2 separate regions of the Homo sapiens genome follow, and region 2 is linked to region 1. A link is a contact called in ENCODE Hi-C or POLR2A ChIA-PET data. All regions are on one chromosome and are shown on one strand. Each heading gives the region's core, a stretch centred on a gene start or an enhancer-like site at or near the end of the contact. The rest is flanking DNA. Distances are from core to core; before and after follow the strand shown. Region 1 holds the start of AK3 (adenylate kinase 3). Region 2 holds the start of LINC02851 (long intergenic non-protein coding RNA 2851).

Region 1 (2,500 bases), core at 1-2,500:
TTTCTAGAAGGAAAACTCTGTTCCCCTCCGAAGAATGGGACTGAGGTAGGGAACGAAAGAGGGCGTTGTTTTTTATGCTATGCACGTCTATCCTGTTTGCTATCCTTACAAAAAAAAAAAAAAAAAGAAGGAAAACAAAAGAAAAAGGCCTTGTGGAAGCATTATTTCTATGTAAATGGGTTTCAAAATGAGTTTCAAAACGGGTTCTATTTTGAAAAGTAAGGTCAACATTTTTTGAGAAAAAAACTCCTGCGATTGGCTTTTCAAAAACAACCCTCTTAAGAGAGAATTTACATACCACAAATTCACCCATTGTATAGTGTAGATTGTTAACTGCCTTTCGTGCCGAGCTGTAAGAATTTATTTGGCATGAGAAACAAAATATTTTATAGAACCATGCACAAGAATAGCCTTCGTGTCTACGAAATCTAAGGATATCAAAATGAGATAATTTTATGACTGCAACAAGGGTAAATAATACTTGGCCTTGGGAATATGGGGGAAAGGTCAGAACTACAAGATCTCATAGAGCTTAACCACACCAAAAAAGAAAGAGAAAAGAAAGAAACAAAGAAAACAAAACAGAACGAGCAGACTCTAGCAGGGCTAATGACAGTCTTCCAAAGGCACCAGCACGTTGAACAAGCTGCGGCTCAGCTCGATGGACCCCCAAGAGTGGCTGCCACTGGGAGGACTTGGGCCTCTGAAACAAAGCCCGGTGGTTTCCTTTCATCTCTGAACTTCGAGCTCGACCTAACTTTCCAGTCCCTTCCCCCACCGCCACCCCATAACCCGCCCGAAGCGGCCCACGGAGGCCGGAGGTTTTGGGGCGCAGTCGCTCAGCAGCCCGAGGTCTCTGTCCCGGGCGGCGGGAGGGAAATGCCGCGCCCGCAGCCAGGGACCCGCGTGCCCAGCTTCGGCCCCTCGCCCGCGAAGTCCGACCCGGGTGACAGCGCACGGCCGGCCCTGGGCCCAGAGCTCCCACCTGTGCCCCGCAGCATGTTGTCCCGGAGCAGGTCCCCGCTGGAGAGGTGCTTCAGCTCGAAGTGTGTAGTGATGCGCGACGACACGGTGCCCTTGCCCGAGCCCGGGGCCCCCATGATCACCGCTCGCAGCAGCCGCGCGGACGCCCCCATGGCCGCAGACTGAGGCCCGCACCGCGCGGGTACCAGGGCTTTGGCCTGGCCTGCGCGCTCACCCGCTCGGCAGCCTGCGCCGGCCGGCTAGCAGCGCCACTAGCAGGCGGCTACTGCGGTTCCCCGGCGTTCCCGGAAGTGAGCCGACAGCCCCTGGGGCCGCCCAGACAGCGCGGGACCCCGCTGTTGCGTCCGCCTCTCGGCTACCCCGGCGCACCCCCCGCCCCCGACCGAGCGCCTGTTCCCGCCCAGCCGCGCAAGCCGCGCAAGCCGCGCCCCCTCTGCGCTCGCTCGGCCGCCCAGCTCCCACCTGCGCCTCTCCGCGGCCCCTCTCCACCGGCCGCTGGGCCCGGATCCCTTCGGCGCCCCTCTGCACCCACCCCCACGCGCCCTCCACTCGGCTCAGATCTACCTCCGCGCCTCTCCGCGACCCCGGAACCCCGCGCCCTGTCCGGCCCATTCCCAGCCGGATAGACCGCGCTCCCCTCTGTCCGACCTTGGCAACTCCTGCGCGCCCCCTCCCCACCTCTAGTCGCCCCTCGGAGCCGCTTGGTTTCGGGATCCACCCGCATCCACCCCTCCAACAACCCTTTCGTAGCCCTCGCCCCTAGTCCATAGCAGGCGCTGCCCTACCCAGTCCTTGCCGGACACACCGCGACCCCTTTCGTGCTCCCTTGACAACCCTGGCCCCACCTCCACCTGGCGCCCACTCGAATCCGCCCCTCCCTTCTACCCCCCTGGACCGCCAGACCCCCCGCTTCTGCACCCACTCCCGCCTTCGCCCTTCCCTCCTTCCTCCTCCTCCTCTGCTGCCGAGCGCCCTCTCTTCCCACTCCCTCTCTGTGTAGAATCACAGGGAGTGACCTTGAGCCGAGAGGGCCTACCTCATTTTACAGGAGAGGAAATCCAGCTTCCATTGAGTGAGACTCTTTTATAAATAACGTAAAAGAGTGTGTGAAACTGTGGAGGCAGGCTGTTGTAGATAGGCGGTCGGAAAAGCTTTGAAGAGATGGCATGTGTGCTGAGTGCTTAATTAGAATATGGAAGAGAGAGACATGGGCCCTTCCTATGTCCAGTTTTAGGAAAAGGCCCTAAAACTGGAGGTTTGGCATGTTTCAAGAATGGAAACAGAGGACAAAAACGTTCGAGTGAGTATCATTTTGCCTGTAAAATGGGCATAGAGGAGTAGAATGGAGGAGTTAAAATAATGTAGTACTTAGTGCAATGCCAGCTACGGGGTCAATGTTCAATAATGGTTGTCCATTTATCATCATTGCTTTGTCCCGGACACTATGCTAAGGCAGAAAGAAGGCTCTCTGAAAATAAAACACAGTTACCATTCTCCTCAGAGGTCCAGAACTGAT
Region 2 (3,968 bases), core at 668-3,167, 2.0 Mb after region 1:
AGTCCCATCTACTCAGGAGGGTGAGGTGAGAGGTGGAGGCTGCAGTGAGCCAAGATCAGGTCACTGCACTCCAGCCTGGGTAACAGAGTGAGACCCCATCTAAATTTAAAAAAAAGAAAAAAGGCCAGGCCCGGTGGCTCACGCCTGTAATCCCAGTACTTTGGGAGGCCGAGGTGGGCAGATCACGAGGTCAGGAGATCAAGACCATCCTGGCTAACACGGTGAAACCCCGTCTCTACTAAAAATACAAAAAAATTAGCCAGGCGTAGTGGTGGGCGCCTGTAGTCCCAGCTACTCGGGAGGCTGAGGCAGGAGAATGGCGTGAACCCGGGAGGTGGAGCGGTGGAGCTTGCAGCCACTGCACTCCAGCCTGGGCGACAGAGCGACAGTCTCAAAAAAAAAAAAAAAAAAAAAAAAAAAAAAGCATGTCAGGGAGAAGACAGTGATCTTATTTTGAACCAATGGAGGGAAAAACTGGGTGAAATGTCTTTGAGATAGCATGGGATATGAGTCATTGAGTCTTTGGTGATTATAGATAATTCAGTCACCATTATGTTTATGACTTGTTGCTCTTATCATAATCTCTCATCACCTTGTCTCCTAAGTAGACTTGGAAGCTCGATATTGTACACCTTATTAGGAAAATACTCAATTGTCTTCTAGTATAGGGAAAATTCGTCTTGTGTGTGGAGTAAACAACATTTTTGCCTTTACCACCATGAATATCATGTTCCCTTCATCCTCACTGTGTCCCTCAAAACCAAGAAAACATCTGGGAGTAGAGCTCGTAGAATGTTTCAAATAAGCTGAAATTAAGAGTTTTGTAGCATTGAAATGGAGTCTTTACATCAAAGTATAACTTGAAAGAAGAAACTTAGCAATTACCCTGCCCAAATCCATTGATCGTGTAATCTTTCTTAGCTGAGAACGTTACGGAACAAAGGCCCGCAAGGGCCTGGCAGTTGAGACACTTCAGGGCAGTTAAGAAAATTCATTTCACCTTTGCAGAATGTTCGGTACGTTTGGCCATCTGCCTCTGACAGCACAAAAGCCCTAAATTTAATACCCTGAAGAGCTAACGTTAAAGTGCAAAAACGAAGGTTGCAACAGCCCGACTTCGATACACTGAAAAGAACCAGGATACACCTGCACTTCTAATTTTTTCAATTTCAGCCCAAAGCCGGCCTGGTTCAAGCATTCCTCAGAAATTTCCAGCGCACGTTCCCCATCTGAAGGCTCACACCTGCGGGAGTAGAACACACTCCACACCGGTGCCGCCAACACACGGAATCTGCGCTCCCGGAAGCTTACAACATGGTCATTGTTGAAGTGCTCCCCTTGAATTGGTCGGGCGTGGTGGCGCGCTCGTGTGGTCCCAGCTACTCGGGAGGCTGGGGTAGGAGCATCGCTTGAACCCAGGAGGAGGGTGTTGCAGTGAGACGAGATCGCGCCACTGCACTCCAGCCTGGGCGACAGAGCGAAACTCCATCTCAAAAAAAAAAAAAAATCCTTAGGGACCGCCCAGAGGCTGGTGACACCTGCACTGGTACCTCCATGGCCGCGCCTCTGAGGTCACCGCTCCAGAAGGTCCCAGGCCGGCGTGGAAACCTATTACTAAGTGGGGCGGGTGGACACCAGCAGGTCCCGCCCTAAAGGAGTCCCGCGGCCGCTTGGGCCTCAGTTCCTCTTTCCTGCCCAAGTATCTCCCCAGCTCTGACGAAACAGGCAACTTCCAGACTGTGGCGTTAGCTCAGCGACTGCACTGAGCCGCCGGGAAGATCCTGGTCCCGTCAGCCAGCTGACCCACATGCGTTGCGGAGGCGCTGACCACCCCGCTTCGCTGGCTGGTGGGGGGTCACGTGAGGACCTCGGGGTCACGTGAGGTCCTCGGGCGCCGCAGGGAGGGCGGCATCCAAGTCTTTCCGCGCGTGCGCGAGCGTCCGCTGTCACTCAGGTAGAACAGTCTCAAATCGCACCGTTAGTACCGGCCCCCTTTGCCTTTCTACCTTGCCCCTCCGAGTCCCGACCCAAGATCCCAAGTAATCGTCTTCCCCCTGCACCAGGGCCGGGACCAGGCAGCCAAGAAACGCGGAGACAGACTACTGGGACTGCGACGTCTCCTCTCCTGTTCGCTGCGATATGCCGGCGTCGTGTTGAGCGGGCTGCGGACACAGACAGCCTGCCCGGCCCCACTGAGTGTTTGATCCCCATCCTCGCAGCTCTCTAGAGGACCAGAGTTGGCGGTGCAGCCCAGCGGAGCTTCGGTGGGTGCGGATGTCACTAGATGACAGACCCAGCCCTGTCCCTCAGCCCTCAGGGCCCTTTTCCCAAAGCCTACAGCCGCAGAAAGTTCTCTTAGGATATCCCCAGACCCTGCAGCCAGCTTTTCCATTTTTCCTTCCTGGGGCCAGTACTTTCTACAGCGTCTACAGCCAAAGTATCTTATCCCAGGAGGGCCTTTATAACCATCTGCGCCTTTGGGACTTTTCCCCACTTGTTGAAATCCATGGTCTTGGCCTTTCTAGTAGCCTGTCTCTCACGCTTAAGATAGTACATGCCTCCCATCTGTAAAAATGGATCATCCGCCGGGCGCAGTGGCTCACGCCTGTAATCCCAGCACGTTGGGAGGCCAAGGTGGGCGGATCACTATGTCAGGAGTTCAAGACCAGCCTGGCTAACATGGTGAAACTCCGTCCCTACTAAAAATACATATAAAAATTAGCCGGGCGTGGTGGCGGGCGCCTGTAGTCCTAGCTACTCAAGAGGCTGAGGCATGAGAATCGCTTGAACCTGGGAAGCGGAGGTTGCAATGAGCCGAGATCGAGCCACTGCACTCCAGCCTAGGTGATGGCCAGACTCTGTCTCAAAAAAAAAAAAAAAAAAAAAAGACTGTATACATTAAACTGATCCCACCTTTTTAGGCCTTTAGGACTCCACCTTAGGTTATCCTTTCCTCATGGCCCTTGATTATTAACCCATCCTAGGGCCATCTTCTCCTTTTCAGGGTGGAGGTTTGTTTGGCATGCTTTCCTCAGGCTGCTTTGTAGAAACGCATGATTCAAAACTAGGTACAGGCCAGCGCGGTGGCTCACACCTGTAATCCCAGCCCTTTGGGAGGCCGAGGGAGGCAGATTGCTTGAGGTCAGGAGTTCGAGACTAGTCTGGCCAACATGATGAAACCCCATCTCTACTAAAAATATAAAAATTAGCCGTGTGTGGTGGTGCACGCCTGTAATCCCAGCTACCTGAGTGGCTGAGGCAGGAGAATCGCTTGAACCCAGGAGATGGAGGTTGGAGTGAGCTGAGATGCCACCACTGCACTCTAGCCTGGGTGACACAGCGAGATTTTGTCTCAAACCAGACAAACAACAAAAAAACAACATCAGCTATAAATTTTCCTTTGGTGTATAGGTTAAGCACTTTTACCAAACAATGTTTTTCTTTGAACTGCCCTGGCATTATGCAATTCTGAACTCTTTGAAGGCTCCTGCTTAGACTTCAGCTGCCACCATGAGGAAGCCCAAGAAGCCTGTAAACCCTGAATATCTGAGTTAGGCCTCAGTCAGTTTAGGAAGTTTATTTTGCCAAAGGTAAGGATGCACACCCATAACACAGCCTCAGGAGGTCCTGACTACATGTGCCCAAGGTGGTCCCAGTACAACTTACTTTTATACATTTTAGGGAGACATCAATCAATATATGTAAGATGAACATTGGTTTTTTCCAGAAAGGCGTGACAATTTGACGCAAAGGCAGACTCGAGGCAAAGGCAGAACAACTCAAAGAGGGGAGTGGGTTTCCAGGTCATAGGTAGATAAGAGGCAAACGGTTGCATTCTTTTGAGTTTGATTAGCCTTTTCAAAGGAAGCAGTCAGATGTGTATCTCAGCGAGCTGAGGAATGACTTTGAATACAGTGGGAGGCAGGTTTGCCCTAAGCAGTTCCTAGCTTCAGTCTTCTCTTTAGCTT

What was found. A loop is a pair of places that touch in the nucleus more often than their neighbours do. ChIA-PET counts read pairs that join two places held with the same protein, here RNA polymerase II (POLR2A). Pooled maps may share reads with other maps.
Region 2: a loop to region 1 is called in a pooled map, with 4 times the contacts of the local background. The contact joins the promoter of LINC02851 here to the promoter of AK3 in region 1. A Hi-C loop is called at or near these places in 6 of 50 pooled maps. POLR2A ChIA-PET finds 5 or more read pairs at or near these places in 2 of 52 experiments (activated CD4-positive, alpha-beta T cell and naive thymus-derived CD8-positive, alpha-beta T cell).

Annotation. Positions count from the first base shown.
Region 1 is chr9:4,739,952-4,742,451 of GRCh38, forward strand. AK3 (adenylate kinase 3) reads right to left here and starts at 1,251. Exons shown (of 5, transcript NM_016282.4): 1 at 986-1,251. The coding sequence starts at 1,136. RefSeq lists silencers at 781-920, 1,151-1,640.
Region 2 is chr9:6,702,390-6,706,357 of GRCh38, forward strand. LINC02851 (long intergenic non-protein coding RNA 2851) reads left to right here and starts at 1,918. Exons shown (of 3, transcript NR_184134.1): 1 at 1,918-1,954; 2 at 2,064-2,264. RefSeq lists enhancers at 1,930-2,019, 2,070-2,199.